Regions from separate parts of the Homo sapiens genome. Here region 2 is linked to region 1. The links are chromatin loops, found by intact Hi-C in ENCODE. Cell type or tissue: mammary epithelial cell. All regions are shown on one strand. Links, peaks and the distances in the headings refer to the core of each region. The heading gives the core; the rest is flanking DNA. Region 1 overlaps RTL9 (retrotransposon Gag like 9). Region 2 has its middle 35 kb from the start of DCX.

What was found. Hi-C counts contacts between places; a loop is a spot of excess contacts. Peaks named below come from ENCODE experiments on the same cell type or tissue, not always from the same donor. Only the 100,000 strongest peaks of a DNase experiment are listed, where the experiment ranks them.
Region 2: a loop joins it to region 1, with 6 times the contacts of the local background. A loop is called at or near these places in 11 of 110 quality-filtered maps.

Annotation. Positions count from the first base shown.
Region 1 is chrX:110,444,294-110,456,440 of GRCh38, forward strand. RTL9 (retrotransposon Gag like 9) reads left to right here. Exons shown (of 4, transcript NM_001385449.1): 2 at 860-975; 3 at 6,274-10,371; 4 at 10,909-12,041. The coding sequence starts at 6,325. The coding sequence ends at 11,028. Among named protein-coding and RNA genes, the nearest start is that of CRIPTO3, 71 kb to the right of the region's middle. In mammary epithelial cell, for the core only: a CTCF peak has its summit at 5,964 (motif pointing right); a DNase peak (open chromatin) is centred at 5,978; H3K27me3 peaks cover 214 bases.
Region 2 is chrX:111,440,727-111,452,873 of GRCh38, forward strand. No RefSeq gene overlaps it. Among named protein-coding and RNA genes, the nearest start is that of DCX, 35 kb to the left of the region's middle. In mammary epithelial cell, for the core only: CTCF peaks have their summits at 4,984 (motif pointing left) and 6,763; no DNase peak of the experiment used is centred there.

The sequences.
Region 1 (12,147 bases), core at 1,564-9,563:
TGTCCTCATTTAGGCTAAGGTCAAACTCTGTTCTTCTCTCTTCTGGCCAGAAAGACTTCCTGTTTTACAGGTATATGATCTTATCTGTGTTGATACCTTAACTGTGAGTGATTCCCTAAAGCAGGTCCTTGGACAAGTGCCCATCCTCCAGGAAAATTGCAGCAGTCCACCGTGCAATGAGAAAGCCTGAGGACTAGGTAGTAAATGTTTCGCAGAGAAGAGAAATCTATTTCATGTATTATTCTTTATTCTGAGGTTATTTCCTTCTCTTTTGGTGTTGAAAGGAAGCCCCTTCTTTTTAGAAAATGATGATTTGTGGTTGTTCTGTTTCTTAATGATTTTACTTGGGAAAATAAAAATCTGGAAGTTCAATATCAGTCCCTGAAATTTTGGGTTGCATTAGCTGCAAGTCTGGGAACCTGGTCTAATTTTGAGTGTTCTGCTAGTACCTCTAGGTACCTCCTATTGCCACTTGTGTTCTAAGTGCTTATAAATTACCTGCTTCGCAATCTGCAGCAGAATCTCTCCGAGGATTGACATCAAGCTTACAGCTTTGGAGTTTACGGTATACTGGTCTGTAGTTTCCTTATTTAAGAAAATTGGGACACTGCCCATTTGCAGTCCTCTGGTATCCCTCCTGTTCTCTCTGATTCCACAGATCCTTCAGACCGGCACCTAATGCAAGGCAGTTCCGTTTGCTCTTCTTATAATGTTCTTTTCCCTATAGAGTTGGACATGCATATACATGTTGTTTGGGGAATTTGCAGCACATCCAATGAAAGCATAATTCCCAACTAACAGTCAAATCCTTTTCTTTGGAGCTACCCAGAACACACCTACCCTCTCTTCCATATGACAGCCCTTCAGAGACTTGAAGACAGTGTGTGACTCTCCTGTGAGTTAAGAGCACTGGCTGAGTCAGACAGACCCGAGTGACAAGCCCAGCTTCGCTCCCTCTCAGCGGTGAGAGCCAAGGTAAGTTACTTCATTTTAATTTCTCTCTAGTTCAGTTCTTTAGCTGATTTAGAAAATGGGAGTAAAAAAGCCACTTTGTTTGTTTATCGTTCAATAAATAAGATGAGGTATGTAAAGTGTTTAACATAGTGCCTGGAATAGTAAGCACTCAGTAAATGCTAGCTATTTCCCCCTCTTTATTTATAAAGAGCCGGTGCGCATTTTAAGTGTCAGGGCTGTGGGGGAGGAAGGAAGTGGGGAGGGCTTCTACTTCCCTGAATGATCAAGGAAGGAAGAAGATCCTAAAGTAGACCAGGTATTTCTTTAGCCTTAGGTTGTCTGTTTTCAGTTATCTGGATGCCTATTTGCTAGGACTTGGGGAAAGAATATTGTTGAGAATCTAGGGAAAGGCTTATTTTCAACAGCTGGAAAGCTATTTGTTGACATATTGAACCGTCTCTTGTTTATTCTTATTTCCCTGAGCAGCTAGCCATGCAATCCCCTAAACTCAATTACCTTTTGTGAGGCGGCAGGAGCATGACACCTCCTAGCCGTATTGATCAGTGCAGACTGGGTGGGACGTGAGGGACCTGAGAGATGCTAAGCGGTAAATTCTGGGCTTTTCCTTCCTTAGAAGGCCTCTCTTCTCTGTGTTCCTAGAGACTCTGGCTTTAATAGAACGGAAGTCTATGCCTCACATGGGCTGAGCATGCAAGAACCCTCTCTCAGTAGCCTCCTTAGAAGCAGGCTGATGAAAATAGTCACAATGGGTCAGAACTTGGAACCCTGGGGTGACCAGTGCTAGCATGGTTTTCTAACTGCAGCTCTTTGCACACACTGGGTTTTGCAAGCAATTGAATGATATGAACTCTGAATGCCATTGCAGCTAGAGAAAGTTTGGAAGGAGACACACCCAACTGTGAACAGACAGAGGAATGGGACTTGCGGGGAATGGGGGGTGGGGCATTTTCAGGAGTTTAGCTTTGTCTGTACGGAGGATTTCAAGTCTTTATCCTAAGAATATATTCCTAGATTACTTATGGAATTACTAAACATAAATAAAAGTTAGAGAAAGAAGAAATTATTTTTAAAAACAAACCAAAAATAAAACACAAAATAAAGTGGTACAACCATTAAGCTTGTCGGGGTAGAAAGATTGCTTGGGTCGGGGGGTGGATGTCCGGGATTCCTAGAGAGAGCTTGCAAGGAGAGGAGTGAAAAGGGCTTGAGAAAGAACCCTAGGGAAACATATCTTTAAAAAAAATAAAATTAACTTTTATTAGTTTTTTTCTTTTCGTATTATGGGTCCATTATAGACCAATGAGAAAATACAGATAAGGAAAATGAAAATTAAAAATCCCCTCTAATCCCATCATTCAACTGTGGTCACTGTTGGCGTTTTGGTATATATCCTTCCAGATTTTTTTTCTATGCAGAAATCTACATATTTATCTTTATGATAATCAGATCCTCATGTACACATTAGAATATATTTTCAATGGCTACAATAGTGGCTGCTACAATTGCACCATGATTCGTTTAATCATTAAACAAGTTGTGTTCTAACATTAGACACTTAGGTTATTTCCAAAATTGTTGCATTAGAAATAAACAACAGTGCCCTGTAGCTGTGTGACATTGGGAAAGCTAGTTAACCTCTCTGTTCCTCTGTTCTCATCTGGAAAATGAAGGTGCTAATAGAACCTACCTCGTAGTATGTTGTGAGTGTCAAATGAGATCATATAGGTAAAGCACTTAGCACAGGGCCTGGCACAGTAAACGTTAGCTTTAATTGTTAGGTGTGTTAATAATAATAATAGTAGTTGTTGTGAGGCCATTGTTAATAGAATGGCTATTCTGTGACTTTTTTTTTTTTTTTTTTTTTTTTGCTTTGAAGGGAGAGGAGAGCGACTGGAATTTTTCTTTTGAGTAGTATGCTATAGTGAGCTCTGGAGTCACACAGAGCTGTGTGCCTTTGGTCATGTCAATTCATCTCATGGAGGCTCAGTTTCCTTACCTGTATACTGAGAATTTAAAGGACCTAGCTCACAGGGTAATTGTCAAGATCAAATGAGATAATGCTGGTGAAGCCCTCAGCCCCATTCTTGGCATATGGGAAGAGTTCAAGCAATATCAGTTGTTGTTGTTATTATTACTACAAGGATTCAGCCATTTGTAGTAAGAAAGTTTCCTTGCTTTGTGGTGTGGGGATGTAGGGGAGATGGCAGTGAGAAGAGTACTCCGAGTTTCTAATCACTTGTCTGATTACAAAGAGATAAAAATATTTTGGAAACAGAATGGCCAGGGCTGAAATCTGGGATTTAAAAAAAATTATTATTATTATTTTATGTGACCGTGGTCACATAGACTTCTCCAAGCCCATTTCCTCATGTATAAAATGGGAATGATCTCAGTGCCTACCTTACAGGTGTTGCTGGGAGGTCGGAATTATATAATGCATATGTAGTGCTTAGCCCAAGTGCTCAGTTGTTGTTGGTCGTTAATTATGAGGTTTATAACGACCTGAATGCCTCCCTTGTCAAACTCTACATCCCTATACCTAGGCTACTTGAACTTCACCTGGAGGCTTTGCCCTATCCAAGGCTCAGGGACCAATTCTCCCCTTAGACTGAGGGTTTCTCCCCTTAGACTGAGTGCACCAGTTCAGGAAAACTGGAGTACTCTGGTAAACCTTTCTGCTAGCTCTACTCTGACCTTGTGCCCCAGTTCTAGAAAGCAGGCTGTAGCCATGTTTGTATGAACAAGCCCTCAGCTGGTATGCTCAAGGCTGGTGTGCTTTTCTTGCTAGCTGTCTGAAATCCATGGAGCCTTTCTGTTGAATCCTAGCCCTATGGCAGGGATACCGGTCGCTGGATTTTTCTCCGTGTCTGTGACCCTGGGGTAAATTGTCTTCGTTATGATCACCATTACAGGGCTCTATTAAGGTGTTTGCTTGCCAGCCCCCACTGTCCATCCTCCCAAACCCTCTTTCCCTGCACCTGAACCTCTTTGAACGTTTCTGATGCTGCTCCACTCAATCTCCAGCCTCAGTTTCTTTCCCTCGAGCCCTCTGCCTGTGCTTCCATGTCATATCAGTTGCAGTGCCTGGGTCCCAGGACTCCTGTGTCTGTTCAACTGCAGAGGGCACGTATCTTGTTTCCTGAGCCAGGACCCTTTTCATCTCATCTTTTTAATTGTGTCAATCTCCTCTTTTCTTTGGGCAGAGTGGGGTGGGGCATAGGCTGGTGGGACTGTTGGGGGCGACAGGGAAGAGGGGTGGAGTTGCATAGGCCAAGTGCTAAGGCGGAGCTTCTGGAGGACTGTCAAGTGAAAGGCGGCCAGAGGCAAATGTCAGAGCCTATATAGAGGCAGGAATCTGGGACCAGAGAGACAGAGCAAGCAGTAGCAAGTCAGGAGCAGTGGGGCGGGTGGGCGGGCAGGCTGGCTGGCGGGCAGGGGGGCGTGGCAGGGGATAGCAAAGGGAGATTGCAGAGAACAGCTGTTGGTACTGGGTCTTACTTTAATGAACTGGCTGGGCACGAGGTATAAGTTAATTGGCCAGAGTGAAAGAGCTAGGGGCGCAAAGGATACTCTCTCCCTCTTCTCCGTCACTGGCAAGGTAAGATCTTTCTGGGTTTTGCCTGGTGGGAAACTGTGGCATGTTCAGATATTTTTCTGAAGATGGGAGGTGGAGGTCTATGGCTGCTTTTTTGACTCATCTTTCCCATTGCACCAATTATTACAATTATTACAATAACCAGGGTGTCAGCAGGAGGCCAGCATTTCTTTTATGACAACCCATCTTGGGGTTGTCCAGGCTGGAGACAGAGGCAGGGGTCTCGGTAGTGTGACTGAGTAAGGGGGAGAGGTGGATCTTTATAGCACCTTGGTGAAGAGTAGGGGGCTCTGGAACTGGATGGACCCAGGAATCTATGTGACTGCAGGCAAACTATTAAGCTTCTCTGGGTCTGAATTTTCTCATTTGTAAGATAAAGGAAGAGTACAACCGAAATCTCTTAGTGTTGCTATGGGAACCACATGAGATGATACATGTAAAGTGCCTAGCAGAGTGTTTGCCAGTCAGTGCATGCTAAAGAAATGTTCACTGTTAGCGTTTCTGTTGCAGGTTTTCTCATTATTATGGAATCACAATTCCATGAGGTTGATGACTTTTGTGACATTGTCCCAAAGTAGCAAGTTTTCTGCTTTTGGCATGGGCAGGCTGTGGGGACATGTCAACATTGTGTAATATTTGCATTGGCTTCCAAGCCGTGTGTCCAAAAGCCCCTTCTGGGCTGCTTATTGGAGCAGGCTGGAGGGGTGAGGCTCTGGATTGCCCACCCCCATGGCATCAGAGAAACTTGAAACTTGGACATGCCAGACACTGGGCTTTAAGTGACCCATGATCTGGGATGTCAGAGAAATAATTGAATGCAAGCTCAGGGATGCCAAACACTAGGCAACCCCCAGGAGGGGGTCAGAGTCAATGCTATACAGTTTGTTACTGTTGCAGTGACCCTATTTTAGCCTTGACCCTGGCTAATCTGAGAAAGCTTGTAAAATGGGGATAATAATATCTATTGCCCAGGAGATTGTAAGACCCAAATGGGATAATGCTTACAAAGGCCCTCACGTTATAGGAAGTTGTGACAGTTGTCTAAAGTACAGTGCCTGGCACATACTACGTGAAGCAATAAATAAATAGTAGTAATGGGGTGGTGGTTGCTGTTATTAATAAGAATAATGAAAATAATAAGCAGAATTTTCAGTTCATGGAATGTTGCTCTCAGTCATTGATTAGATAAATGTCTCCCTTTTCCTGAGAACATTCAGGGCCATCAGAGTAGTAAAATGAGGATTAAACCACTGGCAGAATTCAATGAGCCCCAGGAACTAATAATTATCCTGGGGCAAAGGACTTTCCCATTCAGGCTTGCCAGTACCTTGGCTGGCTTGTGAGTACTGCCGTGGGATAGAATACAGGCCAGGAATCCGCATTTCTCACATTTGGCCAGAAGGTGGTGCTGCTGCTTTATTTGAGTCAGGACTGCCCAGGCTCCTGGCTGCGGAGGCTGCTGGCGTTTATAGCATTTACAAACTGAGAGGCTGGGTTGGTTTGAAAAGGATAGAGGCAGAAGGGACATTTGCTCCAGCTCCAAAGTTGTTCATTGCTTCACAGCTTCTTTAATCTGATAGCCTCACCTTCAATGCCATATACCTGACAACGCATAAAAACAGGTCTCCACCATGAACAATTTGTCTGTTTCCAAATCTTCTTGATACTGGCTTTTGACCTCTAAACTTGTTTCTTGTTTACAGATTTTCTTGCCTCCTGGGCTCCCTCCACACTATCCTGTGGCTGTGGCAGATATGTCAATACCCTTACATTCACTGCGATTCAACAATACAATGAGGGAGGAAAATGTTGAGCCCCAAAACAAGCAGATGGCCTTCTGTAGACCAATGACAGAGACCAGAGCAGACGTACAGATTCTGCATTCTCATGTACAGTTGCCTATAGTCTCAACTTCAGCCTCAGACCCTGGAGGGACATCCACACAGTTGATGACATCTCCAGTCTTTGACACCATGTCTGCACCTCTAATGGGAGTACCAAACTCTGGAGCATTGTCCCCACCCCTAATGCCAGCCTCAGACTCTGGGGCACTTTCCCCATTGCTAATGCCAGCCTCAGACTCTGGGGCACTGTCCCCATTGCTAATGCCAGCCTTAGATTCTGGAACATTGTCCCCATTGCTGTCCACTTCAGAGTATGGGGTAATGTCCCCAGGGATGATGACAATTCCTGATTTTGGAACGATGTCCGCAACGCTAATGGTAGCACCAGATTCTGCAGAGATATCACCATTGGCAATGCCAGCTCCATCCTCTGGAGTGGTGTGTACACCTATAATGAGCACTTCATCCTCTGAGGCAATGTCCACACCATTAATGCTAGCCCCAGATTCTGGAGAGTTATCCCCAATTCTAATGCAAGATATGAATCCTGGAGTGATGTCTACACAGCCAGTGCCAGCTCCCAGCTCTGAGGCAATGTCCCCATTGCAAATTACAGATGAAGACACCGAAGCAATGTCCAAAGTGCTAATGACTGCTCTAGCCTCTGGAGAGATATCTTCGCTGCTAATGTCAGGCACGGACTCTGAAGCAATATCCTCACTGATAATGTCAGCTGTAGCTTCTGGAGGTACATCACCCCAGCCAACAAGCACCCAAAACTCTGGGGGAATACCTACCCCGCTCATGTCAGATCTAGACTCTGGAATAATGTCATCGCTTTTAATGTCATCTCCAGGCTCTGAAGTAATGTCCACACCGCTACTGTCAGTCCCAGATGCTGGAGAAATGTCCACATTACCAAAGCCAGCTCCAGATGCTGAAGCAATGTCCCCAGCACTAATGACGGCCCTACCCTCTGGAGTGATGCCCACCCAAACGATGCCAGCCCCAGGCTCTGGGGCGATGTCCCCATGGTCAACACAAAATGTAGACTCTGAAATGATGTCTAATCCGCCAGTGAGAGCAACAGCCTCTGGGGTGATGTCTGCACCACCAGTAAGAGCTTTAGATTCTGGAGCAATGTCCACACCGCTAATGGGAGCCCCAGCCTCTGGAAATATGTCTACATTGCAAAAGACAGTTCCAGCCTCTGGAGCCATGACCACCTCACTGATGACAGTCCCAAGCTCTGGAGTGATGTCCACAGAGCAAATGTCAGCCACAGCCTCTAGAGTAATGTCCGCACAGTTAACAATGGCCAAAACTTCTGGAGCAATGCCCACAGGCTCTATGAAAGCCGTGGCAAAACAATACAAGAGAGCCACAGCCTCTGGAAAGATGTCCACGCCACTGAGGAGAGCTCCAACTTCTGGAGCAATGTCCACCCAACCAGTTACGGCAACAGCCTCTGAAACAATGTCCATGCCACAATTGACAGTCCCAGCCTCTGGATCAATGTCCATGCTGCAAATGAGAGCCCCTGTCTCTGAAGCAATGTCCATGCCACAAATGAGAACCATGGCCTCAGGATTGACATCTGCAGCACAGATGAAAGCCATGACTTCTGGAGCAATGTCCACCCCACTAATGACAGCCCAAACCTCTGGATCAACATCCACGCTGTTAATGAGAGACACAGCCTCAGGAGTGATGTCCTGTCCACAAATGAGATCTCTGGCCTCTGGAGCATTGTCCAAGCCACTAATGACACCCAAAGCCTCAGGAACGATGTTCACGGAGAAAATGACAACCACAGCTTCTGAAGCAATGCCCACACTGCTAATGAGAGACACAGTTTCTGGAGCTCTGTCCATGCCGCAAATGACAGACACAGCCTCTGGAGGGTTGTCTGCATCGCTAATGAGAGACACAGCTTCTGGAGCAATGTCCACATCACAAATGACAGCCACAGTCTCTGGAGGGATGTCCATGCCACTAATGAGAGCTCAAGACCCAGGAGTAATGCCTGCCTCACTAATGAGAGCCAAAGTGTCTGGAAAGATGCTCAGTCAGCCAATGAGCACCCAAGATCCTGGAGGGATGTCCATGTCGCCCATGAAGTCCATGACCGCTGGAGGGATGCAGATGAATTCCCCAACCTCTGATGTGATGTCCACACCAACAGTGAGAGCCTGGACCTCTGAAACAATGTCCACACCACTAATGAGAACCTCAGACCCTGGAGAGAGGCCCTCACTGCTCACAAGAGCTTCATCCTCTGGAGAGATGTCCCTACCACTAATGAGAGCTCCAGCTTCTGGAGAGATAGCCACGCCTCTGAGATCCCCAGCTTATGGAGCCATGTCTGCTCCACAAATGACAGCCACAGCCTCTGGAATGATGTCATCCATGCCACAAGTGAAGGCTCCCATCTCTGGAGCAATGTCCATGCCACTAACAAGATCCACAGCCTCTGGAGGGATGTCCATGCCACTGATGAGAGCCCCAGACTCTAGAGTGACATCCACATCACAAATGATGCCCACAGCTTCTGGAGACATGTGCACACTACCAGTGCGAGCCCCAGCCTCTGGAGGGGTGTCCTCACCACTAGTAAGAGCTCCAGCCTCTGGAACTATGTCCACACCACTAAGGAGACCCTCAGCCTGTGAGACTGTGTCCACAGAGTTAATGAGAGCTTCAGCCTCTGGACATATGTCCACTGCACAAACAACAGCCATGGTCTCTGGAGGGATGTCCAAGCCATTAATGAGAGCCCCGGCCTCTGGAACAATGCCCATGCCTTTAATGTCAGCCATGGCTTCTGGAGAGATGTCTATGCCGCTAATGGAAACCATGGCCTCTGGAGCAACGTCCACATTGCAAACCAGTGTTGCGAACTCTAGATCTATGTCCTTGTCACAAACAACATATACCGTGTCTGGAAGGATGGCCACAGCGCCAATTAGAGCCTCTGCTTCTGGAGCAAGGTCCACATCATTTATGAGAGCCTCAGTTTCTGGATCGATGCCCATGCCACTACCAAGAGCCACAGCCTCTGGATGTGGCATGGGTATGTCCATGCCACAAATGACAGCCACAGACTCTAGAGGGATGTCCACACCACTAATGAGGGCCTCAGGCCCTGGAACAATGTCCACACCACAGACAGCCTTTGGAGTGATGTCCACTCCGGAAATCAAAGCCACAGACTCTGGAGAGGCATCCACCTCTCACATTAACATCACAGCCTCTGGATCAAAGCCCACATCGCACATGACTGCCACAACTCCTGAAACTGCGAAACCACCACCAAAGGAAGTGCCATCCTTCGGAATGTTGACCCCAGCACTCTGCTACCTCTTAGAAGAGCAGGAAGCAGCCCGGGGCTCATGCTCTGTGGAGGAAGAGATGGAGATTGATGAGGAGAAGCAAATGAAGGGGTTTTTGGACGATTCAGAGAGAATGGCATTTCTGGTATCTCTTCATCTGGGAGCAGCAGAGAGGTGGTTCATCTTGCAAATGGAGGTAGGAGAACCTCTCTCACATGAAAATAAATCTTTCCTGAGAAGATCCCAGGGCATATATGACTCCCTATCTGAGATAGACATCCTCAGTGCTGTTCTTTGCCATCCCAAACAGGGCCAAAAGTCAGTCAGGCAGTATGCCACTGACTTCCTGCTGCTGGCCCGACATTTGTCTTGGTCTGATGCCATTCTACGGACCAGGTTTCTGGAAGGACTCTCAGAAGCTGTTACCACCAAAATGGGTCGGATCTTCCTGAAGGTGGCTGGCAGCCTAAAGGAGCTGATAGACAGGTCTCTGTACACCGAGTGCCAGCTGGCTGAAGAGAAGGATTCCCCAGGCAACTCAAGCCAGGTTCTGCCAACAGCCTGTAAGCGGAATAATGAGGAGGCCATGGGGAATGAACTGAGCTCTCAGCAGCAGACTGAGGAGGTAATGAGGGGGAAATCCGCTGAAGGTTTTTGAGCAGAGAAATGAGGAGGTCACGACAGGGAATACATCCTGCTTCCTTGAGTAGAATTGGGAAGAGGCAAGGGGGAGGCATGGAGCTCCTAGACCATTAAACCCCAGCAGTTTCATCAAGTGAGCATGGCTCTGCAGTTATTTTGGGTATATTAACTACTTTGAGGAGCAATGTCCTGCCCAAGTTACTGAGAACGTGGGATAGTTGAAGTACTAATTCTTCTCATTATGAGGGAACTGGATGGGCTCAGTTCCAATTCTCCCCTTGTTCCAAGTCCAATTCTAATAAATGGGTCTTTTGGGAGCTGGGGCCCATCTACAGCAACATGTGTTGTGGAGTCAGGTCACTAGGGAATTAGAATAGCCTACTCCTTGGTCACACTGTATGCAAGTGAGATAAATTAGCAAAGTGTCTTGATCTGCTAAGTCACAGAACTTATCCAGGCAGAACACCCGTTGCCATAGTAAGTGTGGCTCTTACCTCTGTTGTCTTTTTCTCACTCCCAGCACCAGCATGTTTCCAAACGCTGTTACTACCTGAAAGAGCATGGAGACCCCCAAGAAGGTCTTCATGATCACCTTGGACAGAGCACAGGCCATCATCAGAAGGCCCATACCAACAAGTAAAACTCCATGGAATCTTCTCCTGTGATATCTGACTCGACCGCTAACTGGAGGACTGGTTCCTGGACCCATTCCATTAAACTACATTATAAACCTTGTTGCCTTCACCCTTCAGCCTCCCGCTCCAGGCACATCCCACCTTACCTCTCACTTGGCTGATTTGACCTTCTCTTTCACCCACATGCCTAAGACCTGCCCTGACAATCAGAGTAGGGACTACAAGAGTGTATGGTGTATGAGGTTCTGAACTCCCATCACCACCGAGGCCAGTCCTAGTTCTTGGTCCAGGGAGAAGTCTAGGCAGGATAAATCATATCTTACCTCAAAAAACCCTTAGCGTATCTTGCCATGTGTCAGCAGGCAAACTTGAGGAAGCCCTGGTTCTATTTCACCTGGCAGGGGAGCCTATAAGGAGAGCGATGCCCACTCCTATACCACCCTTGTAACCCAGTAGACTTGCCCCATATGCCCCAACTCATAGCACCTAAAATGGGTCTCCAGGGTCCTTGCCCTGTTTATAGTATCCATCCTGAACCATTCGTTTTGACCCATAATAATAGTGATAGTATAATGGCTACCAGTTATTGATAATGTATCATGTGACAGGCATTGGGCTAAACTCTTGACAAGCACCATCTCACTACATTCTTACAGTAACACAACTTGTTCTTGTGTTGTCAGCTTCTGACCTCTTGATCTGTTGTTTATGGCCTTTGTCTTGTCCCTCAGTGGGGGTTCTCTAGCTCTGACCTCTGGGTGACCCCCTCAGTTGTTGATTGCTCTCACTCCCCTTGGCTGTTGTGCTTCATGGCCAGCACTCTTGATGAGGGTCTTGGTCTATAAACAGGCATAGATAGCTAGAACATAATGTGAGCAGTGTTTGCCTTCAGGTGGTGGGGTTATGGGTAGTTTTTATTTTCTTCCTTCTACTTCTCTATACATTTCAGATTCTCTACAGTAAGCATGTGTTACATTTGTAATTATAAAAGTAAGTAAACTTCATTTATGAAAAAAGAGTTCATTGTGGCTCCTAGAATTTGATTTACTGAGTCCTTTATTCAACCAATATTAGTTATGTAACTTATGTCAGCTACTCTTTGGGGGACAGACGGATAAGAATCC
Region 2 (12,147 bases), core at 1,392-9,391, 1.0 Mb after region 1:
GAGCTATCAATGACTGATTTTCTATCTTGTGTTTCCCCAAATGCTTAGTACACAGCCTCATGCACTGATGATGTTCACCACACTTAAGCAGAAAAGAAATGATTTGTTTTGATTTAGCTTGCTGGTTCACATGATCCTGAAGCTCATAGAATATGATTAAGTGAATAAAATTATACCATCATGAAATTAGTTATTGAGCATCCACTACATGCCACATACCGTTACTAGACTAATAAAAAAGCAAAATAAAACAAAACTCTTTTCAGTGAGGATGCAAGACCTTGACCAAAATAGTTCTTAGACATTTAATACCATGCACTTCTAGGGTAGGCTATATACCTTCATCTTCCCAGAAAGATTAATAGTGTCTATAATTTCAACTTTCAAGAGAAGATACAATCAAGAGAGGCAGTATTGCATAATATAAGAGCATGTACTTCCAAGTTTAGCTGCCTGTGTTTAAATCCTTGCTGTGTCTTTTACTTTGAGTTTGACTGTGGGCAAGTTACTTACCTTGTCTATGCTCTATATTACTCAATTATCAAATATAATAATAATAATACTGACCTAGGTTGTTGTATTTAACAATTTAATATAGATAAAATATTTCATTAGCTCTTGGCACATTGTATGCTTTTGGTTAATGTTAACTGCCGTTATTATAATTACCCAGCCTCTCTTAAAAATCTACTTTTATTGATACTTGTTATTTATACCAGTTAGTTGCATATAGCCCTTAAACAAAAGTCTTATTGACTATAAATATACTGTTCTTATAGCTTTATGATAACTACTATTGTCCCTGTTGCTCAGCTGAGATAAATACAGAGAGATTGCCACAGGCTTTGGGGTCAGATTACCTGGGTTCTGAACTAAGTTCTACTTTAGACTAAGTGTGAGCCAGAACAAGTTATTTCAGCTCACCATGCCTTGGTTTTCTCACCTGTAATCGGGAATAATGTTATGTACCTCATAGAGTTGCTGTGAGGCTTAAATGGGATAATGGTTGTAAAGTATTTGGCACAGTGCCTGGCACAGAATAAGTAATAAATATTAGCTAAGTGGCACACATAGTAACTCTGGAAAGGGAGAGAAATGGGGGGCTGAAATTCTCTCCTCCTGCTCAGAGTAGGAGTCTGGTGTGGATCAAAAATAAAGCGTAGTTCTGGAGTCCACAGAGCCACACAATTAGACCACCCTGCTAGGGTGGAGTATAGGAAATATAAATAGAACTGGTCTAAGGCAAACAAACCCTTGCTTTCTTTTGGCTCTCTTGGATCCCTTCTTTTCTGCATAGTTTGCTCTTTTGATTCTTTCTGATCCCAGTGGGTTGGTGCAGGAAGACACCATTCCACAGCTCTTGAAAATTTGAGCAGGATCAGGGTGCAACTCAGGGGAAAGGAGACAGAGAGTGGGTGGTTTAGCTCATCTAGATCTTATAAAAACAGGAAGGAGAAAGAGGGGAAAGGGAGTTTAAAAAGAGAGATTGAGAGACAGAGAGAGAGTGTGCACACTTTTTTCTATGTTCTCACTAATTTTCTCCTTTTTGGCCAAAATTTTAAGATCCAGTGAACTAAGACATGATGTGAGCTGAGCTTGCTTTCTTGTGTGAACCCCAAGCTAGATGGGAAAAATGAAACCCTGGCAGTATACATGTTTCAATCTAGCATTGAATGAAGAGAGTTCCCTCAGTGCTATTTATCTCCTGGATAATATAGAGGTTTTTTTAAATGGCCACAAATTCATTGTCACTCCTTCCATCAAGAAGTGGGATCTGTGGATACCCCATTTTCCATAATGTGCTTATTTCACATTGCATGCCTGTATCAAAAAACTCATGTACCCTATAAATCTACACGTCTACCCTATAAGTCTATACATCTACTATGTACCCACAAAATTTAAAATAAAATAATTTAAAAAACAAACAAGCAAACAAAAATAAGGCCATGGCCAAACATGGGAGCTTGTTGCCATGGTTAAATGGTGGTAGGGCCAACTTGACCTGATTTCAGAGATGGAAGAACAGAAAGAAGAAAATCAACACTGAGGGTAAAATTAATGCTTTATTCTTAAGTGATCCTGTGAAGAGGAAGTGCCAGGTAAACTGGGATCAGTTTCTGAATCTGTCTGTATCTCTCTTTACCTTGAGAATTTACCTTTGTTCACTCTAGCTCTGGGGGAAAGCCTCAGATGCTGGTTTCTTCCCACCATCAGCACAGCTACCCTCTCCTGTAGTTTCATGCGGGCTCACTTTGCAAAACTGGAATGGTGACAACCATGAACACCTCATCTCAGAATGCCTGGAAGGGTCAGTGGAGTTGGGGCAATCTGAAAGGAGGAATTGGAAATATCCAAGGAAGCCAGTGTTTTACCACCTGGTTTTCAATCATAAACTTCATTAATCTGAAGGAAGTTGAGCTATTCATATTTACAAGGAAGCATCCAAGGTCAAGTGTTCGCTGTTAATTAGAATCCTAGAACTTTGGGGCTTAAATACCTTCAGAAGCCTTCTGGTTGAATCTCTCATTTTACTCATGAGAAAATTGAAGCTCAGGGAAAGGAAGTCACTTGGATAAATTTATTAAACCACAAAGTGGCAGAAGCAAGGAAAGAAACCTGGTTTTCCAAGTCTGAATCCAGAGTTATTTTTACTACATCAGTGCCTCACAAACTTCAATATGCACAAAAATCACTTGGGGCTCTTTTACAAAAGACTACTAAGGAGAAACAAAATTGACTTACCCATACCATCACATTTCTTCTTATCTTATCTTTTATCTTGTGCATGTTTATTTCACCATCTTTCTTTGAGATACAGACTGTTTTTCATTTTTCGTCTACTTATTACCCCTGCTTTCATTTGTCTATTTTGATACTTGCCTTGGTATTAGTACCAGTAAATAATGAAATACGCACAAGAGAAAAGATAAGAAACGTGATGTCATGGCTAAGTCAATGTGCTTCTCCTTCGTGGCCTTTTGCAAAAGGTTTGTTGAAGGTGGAGGTAGAAACTGGTTTCAAAACAAGTTTGGGGGTTATTTCTGGATTTCCTGTCCCCTGTATCCATGGAAAATCCAGAGCATGCAGTATGAATATATAATAGTGTTCCCAGTTTTATTCTGTGGTTTGTGGAAACTGGTCACACTGCTTTACAGCCATACCACATATATTTAAAGGCTATAGCTATGCAATGGGGTTTCATTCCAAATGATTCAGAAAACTACTTCAATCTTTTACTTTGTCAGTAGGGTTCTGGCTGGTACTTAGAGAAGAACTAGATGAACAGGGAAACTTATGACTTCTATTTAAGTGAGCCAGGACCTTCAAATTAAGTGGGGTTATTTTCCTTCCCAATTTTAGAAGATACAAGCTCACATTGGAGCTAGTTCTCTGCCTTCCAAGCTTTATGACTCATGTGACCTTACCTTGGGTAATTCACTTCCTTCTCAGGGCCTCAGTTCCCTAATTTGTAAAATGAAGGACTGGACTACTTCCAAAGCTGTTATATTTCAGTTACCATGTTCATTCCTTGAACATGGTAATTGATGTGCAAGACAATGACTAAATCCATGAAATCATCTGCTCCGACTATGTTCTCCAGGTTCTCTTACTTCCTAACATAGAAGGGGCACACAGAAGATTTTCAGCCACAAAAGTTGAAACAATGAAGCCTTTTTTGGTTATCCTTTAGTTACCCAGAAAAATAAATCAATCAGAACTTTTCTCTCAGCCACCAAGAGTTCTGGTAACCTGTGTTTTCCCTCTGAGAAGCTTTTCTGCTGGTGTCCTTTATGATTGTCAGTGACAAGAAGCAAGACTAGGGGGTAAGAGTGGGAGTAGCTGGAGTCTGGACTTAGTGGGCTGCAGAGTAGTTGACAATCATGTTTTCTTATTAGGTGTCAGGAATGACCTTGGCCATTTATGAAATGTAAGTGACCCCAGGGAATGCTTAGCAGTCCTTTAAAAAAGATTTAGATTAAAATTCCTGCATTGCCATTTTACAAAAGAGAGTAGAGGAAAGGGAAACATCAAGCTAAGTTTGACCTCCTCACCTTGTGATTCCGACCTTCGAGGGTCTCTGGTGACAGTACTATGCCTTCCTTGTACATAGCTGGCACTCAATTTTTTTGAGTACTGGCTTCGATACTTCTTGCCTAAGAAGAAAATAAAAAGCAAAATTATATGATGAAATATGGATGAACCCAAAAAAGAAAGAAAGAGAAGGAGAGGGAGCGAGAGAACAAACAAAACCCAGAGAGGTCACAGGGTCTATCTTTTACATCTAAGGAAGTAGAAGCTTAAGCGAGCTCAGACGGAATTGGCCATGTGATGTTTTTAAAAGTCCATATAAGGAAATTTCATGCTGCAGCCTGTCAGTACTGCCAATTCTGCTCATGAATTTTCTATGCCGTTTGACACTTATGTTTTCTGGAGTTATAAAAGGAGGAGTGTTACTTCTTAATAAACTCCCTCTTCCACAGCGGGATAGAAAGGAACCATAGCTGAAAATAGGAGCTTTTAAGTGTGGCAGAGCAAGCCCAGAAACCGGGGTTTTCAGCCTAGGTTATCTTCTAACTAGCAGTGTGTCCTTGGGTAAATACTCCTTCTATGGCATTTTTTTTTTAATCTGGAAAATTAAAGAAGGTCAGAGTATAAAATCTCTAAATTCTCTTCCACTAACAGAAATATGTGTTGCTTTTTTTTTTTCAACTTTTATTTTCAATTTGGGGGCTACATGTGCATGTTTGTTACAAGGATGTATTGCATGATGCTGAGGTTTGGAATACAGTACGATTGAACCTATCATCCAAGTAGTGAACACAGTAACCAAGAGGTAGTTTTTCAACCTTTCTCTCCCCCCTTATTGTCCCCAGTGTCTATTGTTCCCGTCTTTATGTCCATATGTACCCACTGTATATTTGGTTCTTGAAATGTTTGTGCTGAAGCACCCTGGAATTTGATTCTCAAGCAACTAATACTGCCATCTTGTGGTCAAAACAAGTTTGTCTTTTTGTTCTAAAGATGGCTCTCCAGCTAAGACACAAATGATGATGTGCATTCATTCAGTACATTATCATCTATGTACGTATGTATATCTATCTATATCTATCTATCTATGTATATCTGTCATCTATCTGTTTATCCAAGTCTCTATCATCTGTTCATTATCTATGTATCTATCATCTATTTATCCTATTTTTTAATTTTTTATTGAAGTATAACATACATATAGAAAATTGCACCATTAATAAGGATGCTAAATTTTCACAGACTAAGCATATCTGGCACCCTGCTCATGAAACAGAACATTACCAGATCCCACAAGCCCTCTTTGCCCCTTTTTAGTCACTGCTCCCCACCCCCAACCTACACTCACAGTGAATTTCACAAATGTAACATTGTGCAAAAGAAGGCCAAATACAAAAGTTAGTACCCACCTCCTGCCCTGGGTTACCACTATCCCAATTACTAACAGCATAGATTTATTTTGCTTGTGTTTGTACTCTATAGAAATTGAGTTATTTTCTATGTATTCTTTTGCATCTAGTTCTTTTTGCTCAACATTATGTTTATAAAATGTATCCATATTGTTGCATATAGTTGTAGATCATTCTTGTTGCTGTAGAGTATTCCTCAAGAGCCTCTTAAAAATTGGTCTGTGGTGGCTGGGCGTGGTAGCTCACGCCTGTACCCCCAGCATTTTGGGATGCCTAGGTGGGTGGATCACTTGAGGTCAGGAGTTCAAGACCAGCCTAGCAAACATGGTGAAACCCCACCTCTACTAAAAATACAAAAATTGGCCGGTTGTGGTAGCGTGCACCTATAATCCCAGCTACTCGGAAGGCTGAGGCAGGAGAATCGCTTGAACCTGGGAAGTGGAGGTTGCAGTGAGCTGAGATTGCGCCACTGCACTCCAGCCTGGGTGACAGAGCAAGACTCCATTTCAAAAAAAAAAAAAATTGATATGTGATTAAATTAAATTTTATTTTTTTCAGTATGAAAGTCATGTTTTGTGCATGGTAGGAAAGTTTTTTAAAAAGTAACTCATAACCTTCTTCCCAAAGGTAGATCAACCATCATTAATATTTTGGTGTTTTTTATCTCAATATTGCTTCAATACATTTTTTTCAACATTTAAGATAGTTGTATATAGAATTGTATATATAAATTTTGTTACCTTAATAGTAGAATGTAAACATATCACTGTGTTATTAAACATCCTCATGGATGTCATTTTTAATTTATTTTAATTTTTGGAAGTCATTTTAAATAATTAACATTTGCTTACATTTGGAGTGCTCAGAATATTTTTTCTTTGTTTTACTATGAGCAAACTCAGTGAACATCCTTGACCACAAAATGTTTTCTGTTCTTTGGATTGTTTCAAAATTTTAATAAAAGTACTAAAAGTAGAACTTTGGGGTCAAAGCCTTTAGAAACAGAAGACAGCTTCAGTTTGTGCCTACGATGCAGTCAGTGATAAGACACTGGGGGAGAAACTGGCACATACTGAGTTCCTAGTATATGTACCAGACATTGTACAAGGGACTTTATGGACATTCTCTCATTTAATTCCCTGAAAAACTCTATGAGGTACATATAATCTGCTTTTTTTGGAGAGAGAAAAATCAGAACTCAGACAGGTTAAGTAACTCATCCGAAGGTGCACAAGGAGTAAAATGGCAGAACCCAGATTTGGACTCTTATCTGTCAGGCTACAAAGCTTGTGTTCTTTCAACTACACCACACTGCCCCCCAGAGTGCAGTTTGAATGATGCAACGGAAATAGACCCTCTTCTCCAATTAATCATCTCCACGGGCCTGTCACAGTTCCTAATAAACTGTACATGTTTTCTGGGCAGGGCAAAATTCTATTTTTCTCAGCCATTACATTAAAGCAAGAGTATCAGAGTGGTTCTGATCTTCTAGCAAGGCCTGAGAATAGAAATTGGGCCCCAAGAGAGTGTGAGCAGCGTTTGCCTGAGAAGAGGAAGGAGCTGTTTCCCAACTATGTTCATACTTCTTGAATTTTCTCTACAGTGAGATGGAAGTTGCCTTTTTCTCTTGTTTCCCTTCTATTAATACCTCTGAGTGCTCAGTCTTCCCTGCTCCATCCCTCTGACTTTTCCCCAACTTGAATGTTGTAGTAGCCAGGCTGGTGCACTACTAAAGTTCTCTATCTCTCCTTTCTGCGAAAACTAAAGCCTCATGGCTGGGTTTTTGGATACCCTTCCTGGTCATTCCGGCTGCTTTCTAGTTCCACTATTCCTTCCTCCTCCTCACCTCCTGCCAAGTACATCTTTATTTCTCCAGATTCCATCTTGTCATTTGCTACTACTATTACTACTACTACCTGCCCTGCACCAACAACCAATCTCCCAGATTATCTGCAGCTACTTTGGGAAGCAGAAGGTAGAGTCCTGAGAGAAGGAAATGAGAGAGGAAAAAAAATGTCAGCTAGGGCTGGGCGCGGTGGCTCACGCCTGTAATCCTAGCACTTTGGGAGGCCGAGTCGGGTGGATTGCCTGAGCTCAGGAGTTCAAGACCAGCCAGAGCAACATGACGAAACCCCGTCTCTACTAAAACACAAAAAATTAGCCAGGTGTGGTGGCACACACCTGTAGTCCCAGCTACTCAAGAGGCTGAGGCACACGAATTGCTTGAACCTGGGAGGCAGAGGTTGCAGTGAGTCGAGATCATGCCACTGCACTCCAGCCTGGGCAACAGAGTGAGACTCTGTCTCAAAAAAAAAAAAAAAAAAAAAAAAAAAAAAAAAAAAAAAAGCTCAACTCAGTTGCTGCATATTAGATAAATGTCAGGCAGCTGGAGTACAGCATGAGCACTTGAAATGACTACCGTGAACACAAATGCCGGCCTGCTGCACTCTGCCTTAGGTATGAGACATGAAAGACTTGTCAGTATGTCCTTCCTTGTTCTGAATTGCCCAACAAGCAAAGCCTTTACCAGATAGCTGTACTTCCCTCTCCGCCAAACTGACACCAAACTAAAACTCTCCCTGCAACATCCTCACCCAGATGCTAAAGTTTGTACCAAGTTTGGGAAGCTAATGAGCATCAGACTCCTGTTATTTTAAAAAATGATGCTGGAACAATGATATATCCATATACAGAAATAAACAAACAATACATCTCAACCCTTTTCTCATAACATATATTAATACAAAAATTAACTTAAAATGGATTATAGACCTAAATGTAAGTGTTAAACTATAAAAGTCTTATAGGAAAACCTAGGAAACATGATAAACATAACTCTTTATTACCTAGAGTTAGTCAACGGTTTCTTAGATATGACAATGAAAGCATACGCAACAAAAGAAAAAAGTAGAAAAACTGGACTTCATCAAAATTTGTTTGGTACAACAAATTAGATAGCCTAGATAAAATGGATAAATTCTGAGAAACACACAAATTACCTAAACAGACTCAGAAAGAAACAGAAAATCTGAACAGACCTATAACAATTACAAAGTTTGAATCAATAGTTAAAAAAAAAAAACTCCCAAAAAAGAAAAGTCCAGGATGAGACGGTTTCACTGGTGAAATCTACTAAACATATAAAGAAGAATTAATACCAATTTTTCTCAAACTCTCCCAAGAAACAGAAGAAAAGGGAATATTCTATGAAGTCAGTTTTACCTTGATACCAAAACCACATGAAGGCATCACAGGAAAAGAAAACTACAACTATCTCATGTGACTATAGGTATAAACATTCTCAATAAAATTCTATCAAACTGAATTCAATGGCATATGAAAAGGACTATACATCATGAGCAAGTGGGATTTATCCCAGGAACAAAAGGATTGTTTAGTATAAGAAAATTAATCAATGTAACATGTTACATTAAAAGAAAGAAGGAAAAAAAACATATGATAATTTCAATTAAGGCAGGAAAAACATTTGACAAAGTCCAGCCACCCTTTCTTGATAAAAACTTTCAACAAATTAAGAGTAGAAGAGAACTTCCTCAGCATGTTAAAGGGCATTTATGAAAAACCCACAGCTAGCATCCTCCTCAATGATGAAAGACTGAAAGTAGTCTCTTAAAATCAGGAGCAAGAAAAAGATGCCTGCTTTTACCACTGTTATTCAACATTGTACTAGAAGTTCTAGTCAGATAAATTAGGCAAGAAAATAAATAAAAGGCATCCAAATTGGAAAGGAAAAAGTAAAACTATCTCTATTTGCAGATGACATGATCCTATATATAGAAAATCTGAAAGAATCCACCAAAAAACCTACAAGAGCTGTAAACAGATTCATTAAAGTTACAGGTTAAAAGATCTACCAACAAACAAACAAAAAAATCAGTTGTATTTCTATACACCGGCAATGAAAAGGAAGTTAAGAAAACAATTTTACTTACAATAGCATTAAAAGAATAAAATATTTAGAAATGAATTTAATCAAGGAGATGAAAGACTTGTACACTGAAAACTATAAAACATTGCTAGAATAAATTAAACACCTAATAAAACGGAAACACATCCTGTTTTCAAGGACTGGAAGACTTAATATTGTTAAGATAGCAATACTACCCAAAGGAATCTACAGATTCAATGCAATCTCTATCAAAATTCCAATGGCCTTTTCATAGAAATGGAAAAGCAAATTTTAAAATTAGTATGGAATTGCAAGGGGCCCCAAATACCCAAAACAATTTTGAAAAAGTAGGACAAAGGTAGAGGATACACACTTCCCTATTTATTGGGCCATCTAAAGACATGAAATACTGATACATGCTACAATGTAAAAGAACCTTAAAAATATTACAGCAAGTGAAAGAAACCAGATATAAAAAGTCACATATTGTATCATTCCATTTATCTGAATTGTCAAGAATAGGTAATCCATAAAGACAGAATAAAGAATGGTAGATGCCAGGGGCTAGAGGAAAGGAGGAGTGGAGAACAACTGCTTAATGGGTACAGTGTTTCCTTTGGAGATGATAAAAATATTTTGTTACCAGAGGTTGTGGTTACCCAACATTTTAAATGCACTAAATGCCACTGAATTGTTCACTTTAAAATGATTAATTTTATGTTATGTGACTTTCACCTCAATAAAAAAAGGTAAAACTTTTGTGCTTCAAAGAATACCATCAAGACAGTGAAAATACAAGCCACAGAGTGGGAGAAATATTTGCAAATCATATATCTGATAAGGAAATTATATCCAAAGTAATGAAATTTTATAGCTCAACAATAAAAAAACAAATAACCCAATTAAAAATGGGCAAAGTATTTACAAGACAGTTCTTCAAAGAATATATGCAAATGTCCAATAAGCGCATGAAAAGATGTTCAACATCAGTAGTCATTAGGGAAATGCAAGTCAAAACCACAAGATACAATTTCACACCACTAGGATAGCTATAATCAAACAAACAAAACAGAAAATAGCCAGCATTGACAAGGATGTGGAGAAATTTAAAACCTTATACATTGTTGGTAGAAATGTAAAATGGTTCAGCCTCTTTGGAAAATAGTTTGGCAGTTCCTCAAAAAGTTATGCATAGAGTTACAAATGACCCAGCAATTCTACTCCTAGCTATATACCCAAGAGAAATGAAACCATATGTTCCCAAAAAAGTGTAATTATACATAAGTGATCATATTAGCATTATTTGTAGTAGCCCCAAAGAGGAAACAACCCAAATGTTTATTAATTGATGAATGGATAGACAAAATGTGACATATCCATAAATGGAATATTATTTACCTTTTAAGATACAGTTCAAGTCTGTAAAGTATTTTCTAATTCTTCCTCACTCTGACTCTAGGAATCATTGACCACCCCCTCCTTCATGCTCCCACAATACTCCACACATGTGTCTATAATGTTTTGCTGCACTTTTAAGAAGTGAAACTATCTACCACCACACAGTCTTATGCTTAAATCAACATGATTTTACTATTCTACTGTCTTTATCAACATAACTCTACTATTCCAGGAAACTTTTGCTTAGAAAATTGAAAGTTGCAAATCAACTTTATTGTACATTCCAGGGACTTACTGAAAAAACGATCAACTCATCAGGAACATCAAGCAATAGTTATAAGCAAGGACTCTTTGAACTCCACTACTCAAAATCCTTATGTGCTGGATCTACCAGTCTTAAACTACTGTGTCATGATTCTTAATCAATTATAACAATGCCCTCTTCCCATTGAAAGACCTGCCTTAAATCAGACTTCAAAACTCATAAATATCCCAAATTCACCCTCACCATGTGTAGATACTAGTAAAGTCTGTTGAGGTAGTGTTACTCCTACTGCAAAGAGAATAAACTCAGCTTTGTTTCATCAACAGTTTGTTTTGGTGATATTTTGGAGTAATAAGAAATCAATATTTATTTACATGTTTATATCTCTCTATTAGATTTCTAGTTCCTTTAGAGCACAGACTATGTCCACTTCCTCTTTTCATTCTCCATATCTAGCCTAACCCCTGGAATATTATAAAAATTTTAAGCAAGAATGATATTGAATGAAAAAATGTTGAGTGGGCCTGGAAGATGCCAAAACACTTAGGAAACTATTGAAATAAAACAGACTTAAAAGGATGAAGGCTTAGATGAGGGCAGCCCACATGGAGAAGAGGGTGAAAGAGATTTAGAAGGTAGAATTAATGAGACCACATAACAAAATGTGGTGCATAAAGGAGAGAAAAGAATTAAAACTGACTTTGGGGTTTCTGTCTTGGGTGACTGGGTAGATATAATCAGTAGTTCTTTTAATGTGAATAATTAATTTGGGACGGATAACAAGTATTCAGGCAAGATAATGAAGTCAACTTGGACATTTAAGTCAAATTCAATAGTATTTTCATACTTGTATATTGCCATTCTGACTAAAGCACACTGAACTTGGAATCAAGAATACTGGTTTCTGGTCCTGGTTTGACTGCTTTTAGGCACTTTATCATTATGTCTGTGCTTAGCTCTCTCATTTTTAAAATGAGACTAGGTGATCTCCGAGTATCATTCCTACTCTGATAGTCTTGTATAGAATGATGATACAGACCATGTCTCATATTTACTGTGAATCAGGTATACAGGAGAACAACAGAGGGCATCCTCATATCAAAGGTAGCCTCAGAATTTTAAAAAGCAGTTCA